Regions from separate parts of the Mus musculus genome. Here region 2 is linked to region 1. A link is a loop called in an ENCODE intact Hi-C map of the cell type or tissue named here. Cell type or tissue: left cerebral cortex. All regions are shown on one strand. Each heading gives the region's core, and the rest is flanking DNA. Links, peaks and the distances in the headings are about the cores only.

What was found. Peaks named below come from ENCODE experiments on the same cell type or tissue, not always from the same donor. Only the 100,000 strongest peaks of a DNase experiment are listed, where the experiment ranks them.
Region 2: it touches region 1 in a loop (6-fold over the local background); 3 of 42 quality-filtered maps call a loop at or near these places.

What each region holds. Positions count from the first base shown.
Region 1 is chr4:114,508,308-114,516,645 of GRCm38, forward strand. The region is part of intron 2 of Trabd2b (TraB domain containing 2B); the gene reads left to right. Among named protein-coding and RNA genes, the nearest start is that of Gm33710, 88 kb to the left of the region's middle. In left cerebral cortex, for the core only: a CTCF peak has its summit at 4,605; DNase peaks (open chromatin) are centred at 5,035, 5,882 and 7,326; H3K27ac peaks cover 1,502 bases.
Region 2 is chr4:114,630,458-114,638,795 of GRCm38, forward strand. All of the region lies in intron 1 of Gm33655 (a long non-coding RNA gene), which reads right to left. Among named protein-coding and RNA genes, the nearest start is that of Gm12829, 46 kb to the right of the region's middle. In left cerebral cortex, for the core only: CTCF peaks have their summits at 3,707 (motif pointing left), 5,592 (motif pointing left) and 6,904; DNase peaks (open chromatin) are centred at 966, 3,348, 5,126, 5,317 and 3 more places; H3K27ac peaks cover 1,010 bases.

The DNA of each region.
Region 1 (8,338 bases), core at 319-8,318:
TTATTTTATGTATATGAGTACACTCTAGCCTAGCCATCTTCAGACATACAAGAAGAAGGCATCAGATTCCATTACAGATGGTTGTGGGCCATCATGTTGTTGCTGGGAATTGAACTCAGGACCTCTGGAAGAGCAGTCAGTGCTTTCAACCTCTAAGCCATCTCTCCAGCCCCAGTTCCTTAAGGTTTTAACACTACAGTTGGACCATGCATGTGCCTTGCTGTATTGTGTCAGTGTCCTTCCATGATGTGGTTCCCTTCTGAGTGGATGTCATTGTTTCTTTGCAGTTCACTCTCTGACCACAGCTTGAAAACACATTAATAGCTGCATAAGCTCTGTTTCTAGATGACTATCTTTTTATCACATCTCTGTTTCTGACTTTTAGGTGATTTGTAGTTCTATAGATGATTCTACCACAAATATCACTTCACTTCGGGTAGTGGTTGTATGGCTCTAACATGTATAAGTACTACTCAAAAAGGATGCACATTTCAATAGAGATTGCAGCATCCCTTCAAGGAAGTTCCCATTAGTCCCTGTTTTCATGACACCAGCCAATACAGGGTACTGTCTTTGTGAAAGGAAGAGAGGAAGAAGTGAAAGGGAATGAGGAAGGATGAATACACACACACACACATATGCACACACACACACACACATGCACAAATATATCTGTCTCTTATAAAGGACCAAAGCCAAAGGGGCACTGGTGTTTCCCTAGTAGAATTCTCATTTTGCAGAGCACCTAAATCCTGTGCTATAGCTGAGTTCTTGTGCTTTGAGCCTTCACTTATATTTCACCATTTTGTAAAGTCCTTTCCAGTTGCCTATGCAGACCCACCCAGAGTCTCTTGCTCACTCCCAACATTTTTCTCCACCACTACTTTGATTACCTCTGGTAAGCATGACTTTAATGTATTCTCTTTGTCCCCACCGAAGTGTATTTAATATGAACAGGGTCACATATGCCTCTCTCACTACTAGATCTATCTGGCACATAAGGAGAGTTCAGTAAACATTGGTTATTACCGAATTGGTGAATGAAGGTATGAATGCAGGAGTGGCCCAACCTGTAACCCAGAGCCAGCACGTAGTTGGCACTTACATGCATATTTAACAAGTAATCACAAACGTGAATGAGTACTGTTGCTGTCATCAGTCTCTGAATAATGATAGCACTCATTGACAGCCCCCACCTCACCACCCTCTCAACTCTTTTGGCAAGTATAAGCAGGTCTTGGGCCAGAGGTATTTCTAGAATTTTGAAAGTATTCTTCTGGGAAGCCATACTGTGGCTTTCTTGGGTGCACCTGAAGCTCCTTTTCCAGAAAGCTCTGATCCTAAGGCCTCAACGTTTCCTAGCCCATTCCCACTATGACTACACACTGAGCCCTGCTCCCAGACTGGCCCTGTGCCCTTTATCTTAATGATTCCATGCTCCCTCCGGGCTGGGAGCATCAGGCTCATCAGTCTGCACCAGTGGCCCACAGCCATAGTTAGCTTTCCAGGGTTGCTAGGCTCGCACGCTCCATCCCTGGATCTCTCCTTCATCCTCTCCTAATCATGGCTACGATGACATCACATTGCTCTCTGTAACAGTTTACATGGATCTTTCCCATGAGTCATTTATTTGATTTTTCCCAGCAGCCCTAGGATCTGAGGGCTACCCCCCGCCACTACTTGAGTTGAGGCTTGGAGGGTGAACAACTTTTTTCAAGGTTATGTGGCTACTCAGTACAGAGCAGACATATCTCCCTTGTGACTCTTCTTTACAGCCACAGTAGGAATTATGAAGTGACCCTTCAGGAGGCTGAAACCCTGTGGGGCAGAGGGAATATTGGGTCTTTTCAGTTTCCATAAGCCTTGATTCTCAGTTGTGGAACATTATGTCTGTCTTGGGTTTCTTCACATGTTTATTCTGTAAATACATGCTAAATGTTTCTGTAGCACACCGTCCAATAGAAAGCTCAGCAGGAATCACAAGAATAAAGAGACATGCACATACCCAGAGGCCAGGACATTTGCCTGGGATCTTTGTTGGAGCTCAGGGTCAGGTCAGGCTGTCAGACGGCTTGGGCTATTGAGAAAATTCAGTAATATACCCAAGGACAGAGTGACTTACTTTGGCTTCCTGAACTGAAGGTTGAAATTGTAAGTTTTATGAGCAACATACGCGGAGTCAATGTGTATGACAGGGGTGGGGAAAGAGAGAGAGAGAGAGAGAGAGAGAGAGAGAGAGAGAGAGAGAGAGAGAGAGAGAGAGAGACTGTTGAGGACATGTCCTCATAGAGTAGGAATTTCTAGCCTCCACTGGACTGAGAACTAGTCTCCACAGAATGCTGACATTCTGATGACTCTGAAGAGAGTTTGCTTCCTTTGGGAGCTGGTCTCCTTTTGATACTCATACTCAGCCTGCCCTAGACACATTCCAGATCTCTCATGGTGAGCTTGAGCTCCACAACTTGGACCCTGCCACAGACTTCAGTACTTTGTTAGAAAGAGCCTATTTCTTTCCATCATCCCATCCTCATGAGGCTGTGTCAGCAAGGGGAGATGTGGGTGGAGCTCTCAGGTCAGAGGCAGGAAGAGACTTCTGAAGACACGAGACCTTTGCACTCCTCATTCTTGGGCCTCACTCCTCTCTCTGAAGTGAGTGAACAAGAAAGAGCATCTTACAGGTCTCTCCCTGCTCTGCCTTCCCAGTCTTCCTCATCTTCATCTCTCAAGAGCAGTAAGAAGAGTCTATGTGTTGATTTTGTCTCCCTTATTCCTTTGTGTTTGCATCTCCTATCTTGTTACCTCTGTGAAAGGCCCCATGAGGTACTACACAGAAGTGAGGAGAGGTAGGTAGAGACGGAGCTTGAATTCCTATTTTCATAACTATGATAGTCGAGATTTGTCTGTATTGGTTCTCATAGCTCCTTGAACAATCGTTGGGAATGGTACCAGGATTCTGACCACTGTTTCCCACCATGTTCTTCCTGGTGCCCATGTGAAACCTCTAGGTGGAAGATACTTGTCTTCATTTAGTTGAGCATTAAACTTGAGATGGTCTCTCGTGTATTTACAGACAACCTTACAAATGACCATGAACTTACACCTGGGCCATGGTGACCCAAATTGAAGTACACCGTGCCCTTTGGTTGACACTATCTCCCTTTTTTTTTTTTTTTTTTTTTTTTGTTATGGACATACCAGCCACCTTCATGCTAGCTCTTTCCTGAAGAGGTCAGTGGGGTGTTCCCCCAGCCCTCTCTTCTGCTGTTCCTTTACCTTGAATCATCTTACTCCTCTCTACTTCGGAATTCCTAATTATCCTTTTTGAAAGCTTTCTTGAAAGCTGCCTTGGTGAGTGTGTTACCAGGCTACTCACCTACTAGCCATATTGTCTGTTGAAAACTCAGCATCTTATGCCATTCCCATCTCTTCATGAACTTATGAGCTGCACACTCTCCCCTGACCCCCGTGACGCAGACTGTTCCTTTCTCAGCAGCTCACAGTCCAGCCACTATCAGTGCCAAGGCATGTGACAAAGAGCTCACCATCCCACTGTCCCCCTAGCACTGGCATCCTCTCATGTCTCATGTAATGAATCCCAGTGTTTTATCTTGAGAAGCCAAGAACCACTTCACTGCACATTCAGATATTTCACAAGTCCACGGCTAGAGTTCAGCTTTTGCATGAGCTCAAGTGGGTTCTGAACTAGTAAAAGAACATCCTAGGGAAGGTTCTGTTCCTCAGGGCCTGGCTCATAATAAACGGTCTGGATGCTGCTTCCTTGGGCTTCACTTAGTCACCAAAGCTATGTATTATTAGACATGAGTTCAGACTTTCTCCCCAAGAGTAAGAAATCAGTTATGCAGTTATGTGATCTGCACACACACACACACACACACACACACATCCATTGTAGACACATCTGAAAGATGATACCAGGTCTTGAAAGACAACTGATGTTCTCCCTTCCTCACTACCCTGACCCTCTGGCTTGTTCTATGTTGCACAGTCCTCTCCCCCAACCAAACACCACCTGACACCCCTGCTTCTTTAGTTATGGAGTATGTGTAAATTCTTGATACATAAGCCCCAAATGGATGTAGCTGATTTAACACTTCTAAGGAAATCTCAACATCCACAGTCTGATGAGATTATAAGTAGACACATGTTACCTTGTATCAGATGTAGCATGGCTTAACCAGATATCTCTGGAAGCTCCTCAATAGGTGGAGGCATATATACTTGCCTGTCCTTTGGCTCTTCCCCTTCCTTGGGAAGGCCCTGATCATTCCAGAGGGCAATGACCTCATGAAGATCCACAGTGTGTGGGTGCAAAGACCAAAAGACTGTCAGGAGGGAAGGAAGGGGTGGGTCACCAAGGCAAAGAAGCACTGGGCCTGAGGGCTGGGACCAAGATCCCAGAATAGTTTTCCCTGTAACCTACTCATACATTGTAAGGGCCATTGCCTGCTTTTCTGTCTCGTCTATGAGATGAAGGACAGGACCCAGACATCCCACTTGTGCTGACACCCCCCTGGTGGGCACAGAACATCAGGCACTAGTCTTCAGTGAAAACACTAAACCTAGTGTTAGCTGTCTTCATGCTGGCAAGCATTCAGTCCATTCAGGGTTCAGTGTCCTGCTCAGCTGACATCCTGGTGGCAGGATGGGAGAAGGGGTCTTTTCATTTTATATTTTTAAAACTGTAAATTTTGGAAGTGAGTGACTTCCCTTGCTGTCTGTGAGCTAGTTGCCCCTGACCAGGTTTCAATCCTTAGTCTAGATCTGGTCCCTGTAAGTGTAGGGATAGAGAGCCAAAGTAAGTCTTAGAGGACACTTGCCAACTGATACACTGGGTTTCTTGGACCTGTCTACCCCTCTCCTCTTTCTACTATAGTAACTCTCAAGTCCTCTTAACTCCTTCAGTAAATGCTTACCTTGGTTTTCTTCAACTATGGGATGGGGATGATAGTAGGTATTCCATGTGTTCATCTGTGAAGACTAAGAGAACCCAGCCCATGTAACATTCAAAGTACCATCTGGCATGCAGGGCAATGCCAAAATATCTAAGTTAGACATTGTTGCTATGACTCTTTTGGTTCCTATGCTGTGTGTCCTAATTTAAAGGAGTGTCTCACTGAAGTTCTAAGGCTTTCTGAAATTTATTGCTTCTCTCTCCATCCAAATGTCTTTCCTTATCTGATCAGACTGGCATATGTCCACTTTTCCCCCATACTCAACTCAAGATGGCCTACCCTCTCTGACATCAAGTGGAAGAACCCACCAGATGCCCTGCTGCACTTGTTCTACACTGAGCTGTTACACTGTCTTGTCACTTGCTTCTACACTGGCCCATGGGTTATTTAAGAGCAAGAACCATACTAGACTCAGGACAAGGACATACTAGGACACAGGACAAGATTTGGAGCATGCCATAAAGAATAAGAAGGGAACATGTAAGCAAGAAGTTTGGTGACAAATGTCATAGTAGGGGGACAGGCAGAACAGAAATGGAACCCAGGAAAGGGATTCATATCACTGAAGTTGGTTGACATAGAGTTAGGAATTGAAGAAAGAAGGATGAGGATGTAGACTTTTTGGCTAGTTTTGAACATTTCTTAGAGGAAATCAATTATTCTGCTAATTCCTATGGGTTTCCTTTTGCAACTCAGCAATGTCATTGTTATGTAGTTTGCTTTATGGGTTATTATCATCAACATTGGCCCAGGTCTGCATCTCTAAGGTGATGGAGCTCCACCCACTACTCCCCATACTCCTGCCCTAACTTGTATTATAACATCCTCCACCCTGGGATGAAGATGCACTGCTCCCCTACGGCCACAGGTGGGATGGGAACACAAGAAGTCCCAGCCAGCACACTGTGGGTGAATGTTTAGCTTCAGGTTTCCTGGGCAGCTAGACAAAGACACTCATTATCTGTGGTGAGTAATTGAGGTGTTAGCCCAGATCTTGGGAAACTAGTTGGGATAATTACATCTGTTCAGATTTCTGCACAGTTTCTGTATCCTGGCTATAGCTGACTGATACACTCAGGTTCCCCTTGTATCTGATGGACTGTGAGCATTAAAGGACAGTCAGTTCATGTTGGTCCAGGGATGGAACTTGTGTTATCAGGCTTGGCAGCAAGCTTTGCCTCTTCTTGATGGTTTTCTAATCCTAGGAACAACAGATAGTCAGGGTAGAGAATAGATGCTCTTGGGAGCCTGTATACCATCACAGTTTCACCTTTCCTTATGAACCACATGATACACATCTGCTTATCAATCCCATTTCAGCAGCTGATTGGTTATTAGTTTGCCTTCCCCACCCCACCCCCAATCCTGTATATGAGATGTCTTTTGCTCAAAACCAGAAAACATTTGGTTTCTTTTATGACCAACAAGTCTGGAGATGTTTCCTTTTCTATCTTCTGATAATCACAGAAGTAGCTATACTTCTTCAGTCCAATTGTATTGAGAACCCACACAATATAAATATACGTGACCATTTAATAACTAGTGGTTACCTACAAGATGGAAGAAATAAACAGCTGAAGAGAGAATTTTATAATATGAGCTTCTTATGGAGGTTATGAGGATAGTGTGAGCCCAATTCATTTATGAAAGAGAGGATAAAAAAGGAAGTGGATCAACCACAGGGCTCTCCCTGGAGGCATAAAACATTTCTCTGACCACTATGTGATCCTTATAGGCAAAGTCAAAAATGAGGATCCAGGAATAGTAGTTGCCTTGGTTAACAGGCTCCAATTTGCTAACAAATAAAGGAAGACATCTCAAGTTTTATAAAAAGACTGAGGGTACATGCCAAGCTAGGGAAACTGAGACTTCCCATATCCTTTTTGCTGATTGCACCTGACCGAAGAAATAATTCCTCACTCTGGACCACATGTCAGAGTTTATAGAACCCACTCAGGATCTCAGTCTATCATCTCTCCCACTTTGTCCCTACCTCCCTCCTTCCTTTCCTCCCTCTCTCCATCTTTTCATCTTTTCTTTCCATCTTCCCTCCAGTGTTTACTGAAGAGCAGCCCTGAGTCAGGTGCTCCACTAAGCTAAGCAGGGCAGGCCAGGCCACACCGGCCTTGACTTCAGAAGTTCAAGTTGTTTAAAATTAGAACATGACACAGTTCCTGTATGTACCAGATGCCAGCAGTGCTTGGGGACAGCAGAGCACCTCGATGTTTTCTATAAAAGCATTTCCTTTTCCTCACTTCACGTTGGGAAAGAATTCAAGAGAGAAAGAACAAGGCGCTGGTGTTTTCTCAGGAATCTGACTCACCTCCTTCCCCCTCCAACAACAGCATCCCCTTTCCTGCCCCTGAGGTATGAAGGCAAGTCCAACCCCATTCCAGGCCTCCCCAGCATCTTCTCCCAACAGAGCGTCAGTTTCAGTGGTCCATCTCCAGAAGCTTTGTTATTGATTCCAGCCACATTTTGCAACACTCTGCAGGCTGCTGGTGTTTAAAAGCAGCACATTTCACATTTGCTTTTTTGAGCCCGTTTCTTGTTGTTTCCCACATATTTCCAGTGAATGAACAGATTAGTAAGTGCGCCTCTCTTTTTATTTTTTTTTTTCCTTAAAGGACAAAAGTTAAACATCCTGTTCTGACTGCAGAGGAACTTTTAAGGTTTCTGGAATCCATTAAAGCCCAAAATGTCACAGGAAAGTTATTCTGGAGCTTGCAAAAACACAATTTTACACTTCTGATGTCCATTGGACATGTTTGCCTGTCCTTGGAAGGCATCATCAGTTCTTTCTTCATTCCCTTTGTCCTCTCTCCTTCCTTCCAGAAACATGGAAGGAAGCCAGATGTGTAATGCTAAGTACTTTACAAACATTCTCTTATTTAATCATCAAACAACCCCTTTGTGAAGTTGAGATGCGCTGGCTAGCTTGACCTGGGTTGCCCAGCTACGAAGCTGTGCGGGAACTTTTCACCTACCTTTCCCATCTTTCACTCTGCCCCCTACCTTCCCCCTAGCAGCTCCTAGATTCACACAGCGAGGCTTTGTCAGCTTCCCCAATCTCTATAGAAAGGAGGGTGTAGATAGTGGAAGCACAGCCACTGGTGTGGTCTAGAGGAGAACTGGAGTTCTAGCCTTCCCTCTTGGATGAAGACTAAGTATCTCCATTTCTAAGTGGACATGCCAACTTCAAACCTTACAGACCTTACGGTTGAGATCGAGCACAGAGCATCTGGTTCCACAATCCTATAAACATCGCTGTCGTTACATATTGTACTTCTTGGCAGAAGACAGGCAGGTGGCTCTGAAGTTGGACAGTATGGCTAAATGTAGGGAAATCTCTCACCTCTGAGAAG
Region 2 (8,338 bases), core at 59-8,058, 120 kb after region 1:
CTGAGTTCATTTCCCAGCAACCACATGGTAGCTCACAACTGTCTGTAATGGGATCCAGTGCCCTCTTCTGGTGTGTCTGAAGACAGTGATGGTGTATTCACATAAATAAAAGAAATAAATCTTTCAAAAAAAAACCAACAACAAACGAACAAACACCTACCATGTTTGGCTCTGAGATAGAAGAATCAACCTGCTTTCAGAGCCAGTTTCTCACTGTCCTCAAACAGCACAGAACAACTCACAAACACATTGTACTTTACAGCATCACCACTGTGAATGCGTGTGCTGAGGGGGGTGATTTGCAGACAGATTGGAAACTGAAGAGAAAAGAACTGACTTGCAAGCTAGTGATGGAGCAGAGAGCAGACCTTCAGTAAACAGCAAGGTGAAATGGGACTGAGCAGGGGCAAGTGGAGGACCTCTACTTAGGTGTGGGGCTCCCCACTGTGAGCCCCGTTCCATGGCCTCTCTCAAAGCCTTAGGCTGGACTTGAATTAACCTATTTGTCCTACATTACTCCAAGAGGGCAACGTCACAAGAGGAAGGTCAGAGCATGGAGGCTGGCTTGGCATATGGGCCAAGAGGGCAGGGAAAGTAAGAGGAGGAGCAGCAGGCAGCGGGAGGAGATAGGCTCTAGACAGAAAGACAAGTTGCTTTTCTCAAGTCTGACTGCAGGATGGCCATGCATGCTATGTCTGCCAACCTACCCAGACCAGCATAACCATCTGGCCATCTCCATATCCTACACAAATTACAGACACATAGTTTGGAAGAGCACTATGAGAAACAAACATTCAGATAGCAAAGCACCCACTGGAGCCCACCCAACTTGAAGAACTAAAGCTTGGATTGTGCAGTACAGGAGCACAATCAGAGAAGACCTTCCACCAAAGACACTGCAGGAGCTGTCACTGAGAGACGAAGCCACTGAGCAGACAGATGGCAACTTCAAATGCAGCTGGTTTCATCAGGACACATACCTCACCCATCTTGTGCTTTCTCAGCCCAGTCAGCCCTTCCTTCTGGCTCTGCTGCCACTCTGTTTATAGTTCTTTCTGACTACTGTGGCCTTCATTCACAAGGGGGAGTCTGCATCCTATTTCACTGGGCCCTTTGGTTTGAATTTCCTCAGCTAGCTGTCTGACCCCAGTCGCCAGGTTGCAGACACACCAAGCACTCCAATACCCCTTGTCTCAGCCAGGAGAGGACCTTTCTTTCCTCCAAGTCATCTTCCCACTCACATACAGGACTCCAGGCTTCTCCTTTTACCTGTCCTGGGACTTCGAGCCATCCGTCGCCCCTCTCCTTTGCCCTCAGCCTCTCCCTTTCTTTAGTGCCCTTTTCACTATAAAAACAGTATCAAGTGTCCCTCAATGTCAATAATGTGAAGAAAAAAATCTGAATCCTAAAATCAAAACCGTGAGCAATGTACCCTTTGGGGTTCTCTGAGAAGCATCTCTGCTTCCAAAGCCAGTTTGGACTTATAATGGTGTTTACTCAAAGAGATAAAGAAAAATGAAAAGTGTTATTTTTGTACTTAAATAAAGTTGATCATTTGGTCTGACATCTGGGAAGATGCATTTCCACCAGGAAGCGGCCTACAAGCATAAGGCCACTGGTGACACGCTGTGGCTGACATGCTCACTCAGCCAGAGGTCCACCTAGGACATTAAAGCCCATACCAAACCTCATACTTGATTGAAAGTTGCACTGAGCACTAGCTAATATGTTTTCACCAGCCTCATTATTCCCAATGTAGGGAAAAGTAATCCCATGGCCAAATCACTATATTGCATACTCTCCTACATCTCTAGGCTAGAGATTCAAGTTAAGCCTAAAATCACTTGCTAGTATTGAAGTGTAATGTTTGACTACGTCCTTCAGCAACAGCTCTTCTCAGCTTAGCTCCAGCCCTCCCCCAGCCCCATCACAATTAGGTTCTTGCATGTGCACACAAAAGAAGATATTCAGTGAGTCTCTTCAGCTACCTTTGCCTCCCCAAGAAGTTATGTGAACATTCCCATCTGCCTCTTAGATTTCCATGTCAATTTTAGAATTGGAATTTGATCTTTAAATAGTATTCTTTTAAAATAAATAAATAAGTCTCAAGGGATGTCACATCTACCTCTGTTAAACCAATCTGTCCAAAGTAGAGACAGTGTCGGTGACCACACCTGCACTTGACAGAGGGCCTGTTCTGTATCAGTCAGTCACAATACGAAACAAATGAGCCATATTGTAGTAGCTTCAATTGCAAGCATTTTCTCTGCTGCATGTTACCATTGGCTGTGCTCAGCTTAGCTGTTACAATGTAGATTCTGCTAAGTACCTGGCCACAATGCAGAATGGCTGAGTATGTTACTTCTTGGGCAGGCTGAGAAGGTAGTGACTTTCTTTAGCAATCACCAAGACACAACATCCTTTAGGTTCACAAAATCAACTATGAAGACCAAGACATAAGGCTACTCCCCTCACTATAAAAATGTGTGGCAAAGCCTTGACTATGGAATCCTGATATATGGGTTAAAGAATTGGGGCCAGACATGAAAATCATCCCGGCAGCCAGTGTGTTCCAGCTGTCTGAGACTGGGTGTCTCTATCACGTGGAGAACGTAAACCTTTCCAGCACTTACATGATGAGCCTGAGGCGGGAGCAGGATTAAGATGCAAACCTGGCCATTCAGTCCGTAGAGGCTGTGGAGTCAAGGAAAGAGCACTTGGACTTGAAGTCACATGCCCACTGCACTCACATGGATACCTAACCTGACACAGGGCTCACGGAATCCTTTGAAATCCGTTATCCATTGGATCTGATAACTTCCTCAGAAACGTGCCATTCCCCATGCCCTCTTCACGTCTGCACTGGGCAGACCACTGGTGGGACCTCTACAGCAAGCTGTGGGTGTTACTCTCCTGTCAGATATTAGCCTCCACTGGGCTTCAGTGTCCAACAGCCCCAGTTCATCTTTCTTGTCCCTGACTTCTTGCCCTCCTTACAGTATCCATTCCATACCTTGCCCCTCTCCACAACCCCTGACACCCTGCAGTATCTTTCAGCTTTGTTTGCAACCTTGCTTTCTACTTCACAGTAAAACCAAACCCCTCTGATGAAAACCTCTCCTCCTCTGCTCACAAACCCACCCCATCTTTCTCTGCTTCTGCTTCTCTTCCAATACTTCCCCTCCAGCTGAGAAAAGATCTTCTCTCCCACTCCTTTTCAGAGTTCACATCGTCCCTTTTCCCTTTCCTTAACTGATCCCTCCAAGCAGATCATGAGCAGCAACATTTAACCATGCACCAGTCTTTTACACCTTAAAAATAAATCCTTTCCTGGACCCAGCAGCCCCTCCCAGTTGCTGTTGCTGTGAGGTTTCTTAGCTATGATTTGGACAAAAATAAATCAAAGATGCTGGAACACATCACAAAACTATACAAAACTGTTCATAGCTGCCTTAGTCAGAATAGCCAAACATTGGACATGACTTTAATTCCCACAGTGAGTGGAGAAATGTGTGATAAACAGTGGATACTCCATGCATGAGGGCTGAATTGCTACTGCAGACCCACATACTTTCTGCGGGGAGCATACATTTCCCTCTACTCAAAATGGAGGGAAAGAAGTCAGATACAACACTCCGAGTTTGTATAAAATTCTCAAGCAGGCAAACTAACAGATCTATCTAGCAAGACGCCCCCTGGGGGCAGGGATTTAGAAAGAAACTGGATGCAAAGGGGTACAAAGTACCTTCTAGGGGTGATGGACATACACAGGCTGATTGGAACAGTGATCCCATTGGCCTATGCATTTCTCAAAACTCACTGGATGACACCACGTTCACATTGACTTAAACATGAGAGACCCACCCTTCCAAATTCAGCTTGCTAAAGTCACCAGCAGCATCTCTGTCAATCTAACAAGCATGTTCATGTGCTAGCCACTCTCCCCTAAAACTCCCATCTTCTCCAAGTTTCTGGGGCTCCATCTCATCTTCAGTTCACTTCTTCCCTTTCTGTCCAGCCTACTTCAGGAGAACACCTTCATCTGTCCCCCTAAAACACGAAGCTCCTCAAGGCCCACCCAGAGCTGTCTTCCCCAGTCCACATTTCTTACTGGTGACTCATGGTGATTTCCCTAGGCCATTCCTCCAAGCTTCGGACCTGTTTAGCATCTGCACTTTAGAAGACTCTAAAGCCATACACTGCATTCTTCTCTTCCTTCTAGAATAACAGAGGAAAAGGCCTTATGGATCCTACAGAGGGAGAGAAACATCTCAGCTTTAGCCCCTTTTGAAGACTGCTTGAGTATCTGGCCACAAGCCTGCTTTGTAAAACTCGCATCAATATAAATCCTTGGGAAATGGACCCTGGTAAACATTTGGGTCAAAATATCAAACGTACTCCTGCAGAATCCCACCCACAGAGCCATAGCCACCAGAGCAAAGTCCACCTTGAGGAAAGCCACACTAGTCTGATGGTACCTGATGCCAGCACGCTCCTCACAAGAAAGAAGAAGCAGAGTGGACGCACCGTCATATAGCAGGCAGGCCCTCAATGATCCAGTGTGATGATCACACCTACTGCTGAGAGAAGGCCCCCTCTTTACATGGCCTTGCCTGCTCCTGAGCCAAGGAAGGAATAATGGGGTGAGAAGGTGACAGTCCCTCCAAAAGTATCAAAAGTGGCTGGTCTTCTCATCCAAATCTGATCATTTTCCAAAGGCTACTGCCTCTGCGATGTCACTGATACCAGTTCCTCTCGGTGCCGATGTCAGGTGTCCATTCATACCAAGAGTCTTCAGTCCCCAGTTGTCATTCTCTGGGACTCGTCTCTCCCAACCAGTCCCACAGTCCCTTCACTTAAATAACTATACTGCCTGATACACAGTCTCCTCACTGGTGACCCCCTAGGCCATTTCCATCCTTAAACCAAAGAAAGCTTTTCAACGAACAACTCTGTACCCAGCTCCTACCTTGCTCGGAGCCCGCAACTGCTTTCGGTACTCTCAGGATAAAGGCAAAAATCTTGTGTTGTGTCAGCTAAAAATCCCCTCCCACATGTCCAGCTGACTCCTTTCAGCACAGACCTCTGTAGCTAGGCTCCCTCCCTCATCTCTCTCTTCTTGTTCACTCTCAGCATCTTCAAACCTCAGCTCTACAGGACAACCATTCTTAGCCATGTGTTCTCACAGATTAGCTCAACACTTTCACCCCTGGCCCCTAGCATCTGTCTCAAACATACCGTTGCCTATTCACACAAGGGTCAACTAATGCTGGCCATTCTTGTTTCTTATAAGCTACATGGTTTCAGGGGTGCAGCTGCTCAGCCCACCACTTTATCTGTATCACACCATGACAGACCTCGGGTGGAACTTAGTAAATGCTCATTGGGTGACTGAGTGAATAGATGAATGAGACCTTAGTCTAGTTTGTCTTTTCTGAACCAAGCACAAGCTGTGGCCTCCTCCCTAGTCGTTACCTTTCTGCATCTGCTTCATCACATTCGTTTTCTTTTATTTCTTTCTCTCCCAAATTTCCAGTAGCTTTACCCAAACACCTCAGCCTAAAACTTTTGCAGCCACAGTGCCACCTAGAGTCCACCCATGAGATGGGCCAGTAGCCAGAAAGTCCTGACTAGTCCAACCCAGTTCTGCTCTGTACTGCTCTGTACTATATTCTGAATCTATCTTCACCTCTTGATGCTGCACTTTTCTGGCTTTGAGATGACGTTGTTCCCTCAGTCCCCTACGTGCCCCATGGAGACTTTAAGCAGTGCAAGGAAGAATGTGGGTGGGACTTCCAGTGGTATCTTCCTCTGGCATCCCGCATGCCTGCCCTTTCCTGCAACTCCATCATTCTGTTCCTTTCCATTCACCTTTAGCCAATCATTTAACAGATATTACAATGTCACAATTGTTTAGTGAGAAGCAATCATGGTTAAGGGCCCATGCAAGATCTCAAATTTAACTTGCTGTCGCCAAGGAGATCATTCAAGAGAAAACAGTTGCTTCTCTTATGCAAAACTGCCAGCTTTTCTCTAAAATTATCATCCCTACTCTGCAGTTTAGATCAAGTATTTTTAAAGTCCACATGGTGATCCCATCACCAGATGCCCACACATAAGGATGCAAAGCACATCAAGGAGTATAATGGTAAGTAGGCAGAAACAACCACCCTGCCCCACCATTGAAGAATGGTGGGTAGCTGTGGCATGTGCAGCTCCATGCATAAGAGTATGTGGTACATCAAAGCATAATAGAAAGTAAGCAGAAACAGCTAACCTGTCCCACAAATGAAAACTGGATAAGTAATTATGGGATGTGCAACCTCTAAAATTAATGCACAGGAGTGTTTTTACCATAACACGAAAGCTGCTTTGTATGCTAAGTTCAGAAAAAAAATACAGAACTTTAACTTGTATGCAAAGTGTTGTCTCCACCATGTAAAATAACAAAAGGTGTGGAAAAATCTAGTACAGCAAGATATTCTCAGTAGTTATCCTGGGGGGAGGGTCTTGTTTTCAAAAATCTCCATAGTGAGTTTAGTTTAACTCACAGTAAAGTGTTACAATAAATCTGAAAGAAAAATTAATATGAACTATATATAATAAACATATATTTGCGTAGTTTTCTGAATAATCTTTCAGAGACTCAAAATGTCTCCAGACATTTCTTCTCCAGAGTTCTGAGGTCTTCTGAGACTTCCCAGATTCAAAGTCAGGAAACTCAGGAGCCTCTGCATAGCCAGGGCCTCAGCCAGCATCTTCTGGGTGCTTAGCAATATGGTTGGACCCCAGTGATAGGGAAGAGACCTCACCTGCTGTGCTGCAAAGGAAGCCTCATCTCAGTCTTGCTTGACTGCTTCTCCTCACCATTGCTTTGAGACTCTCTTCAGCGACACCTTGTGTTGTGATCGTGTAATCACACAACAGGCACTGAGTGGGTCTCTGTAGAACCAGGCACCAGGTAAAACATTAGAAATCTGCTGAATCCGAATCCCTCCATGCTTGGTGCTTGCAATTACCCTGCTTCATTTAAGCTTCACTCAATGAGGAAGAGGAGGAGGAGGAGGAGGAAAAGGAGGAGGAGGAGGATAGCACTATTATAACCATTTATAGAGAAGAGAAGAGAAGAGAAGAGAAGAGAAGAGAAGAGAAGAGAAGAGAAGAGAAGAGAAGAGAGGAGAGGAGAGGAGGGGAGGGGAGGGGAGGGGAGGGGAGGGGAGGGGAGGGGAGGGGAGGGGAGGGGAGGGGAGGGGAGAGGAGAGGAGAGGAGAGGAGAGGAGAGGAGAGGAGAGGAGAGGATTCTGGAATAACACTAATAGAATACTGGGGTTTTTTTCTAAGTTATCTCTCACCGGATACAAAGATGGATTAGTATTAAGAATTGTACTAATAGGAATTAGTATGGGTGAGGAGTTGTGGATTCCTCAGAAAGTTGCACATAGTACTACTGGAAGATCCAGCAATACCTCTCCTGGGCATATACCCAGAAGATGCTCTAACATGTAATAAGGCCACATGCTCCACTATGTTCATAGCAGCCTTATTTATAATAGCCAGAAGCTGGAAAGAACCCAGATGTCCAGAGGACAACAGAAAACAACAGAGGAATAGATACAGAAAATGTGGTACATTTACACTTAGCTATTTAAAACAATGAATTTAGGAAATTCTAAGGCAAATGGATGGATCTGAAGGCTATCATCCTGAAATAACCCAATCACAAAAGAACACATGATATGTACTCTCTGATAAGTGGATATTAACCCAAAAGCTCAGAATACCCAAGATACAATTTGCAAAACACATGAAACTCAAGCAAAAGGAAGACCAAAGTATGGATACTTCGATCCTTCTTAGAAGAGGAAACAAAATACCCATGGAAGGAGTTACAGAGACAAAGTGTGAAGCAGAGACTGAAGGAATTACTATCCAGAAACTGCCCCACTTGGGGATCCATCCCATAAACAACCACCAAAAACAGACACTACTGTGGATGCCAACAAGAGCTTGCTGGCAGGAACCTGATATAGCTGTCTCCTGAGAATCTCTGCCAGTGCCTGACTAATACAGAAATGGATGCTCACAGCCATCCATTGGACAGAGCACAGGGTCCCAAATGAAGGAGCTAGAGAAAGTACCTAGGGAGCTGAAGGGGTTTGCAGCTCCATAAGAGGAACAACAATGTGAACTAACCAGTACCCCCAGAGCTCCTTGGGACTAAACCACCAATCAAAGAAAACACACGGAGGGACTCATGGCTCTACCTGCATATGTAGCAGAGGATGGCCTAGTTGGTCATCAATGGGAGGAGAGGCCCTTGGTCCTGTGAAGGTTCTAT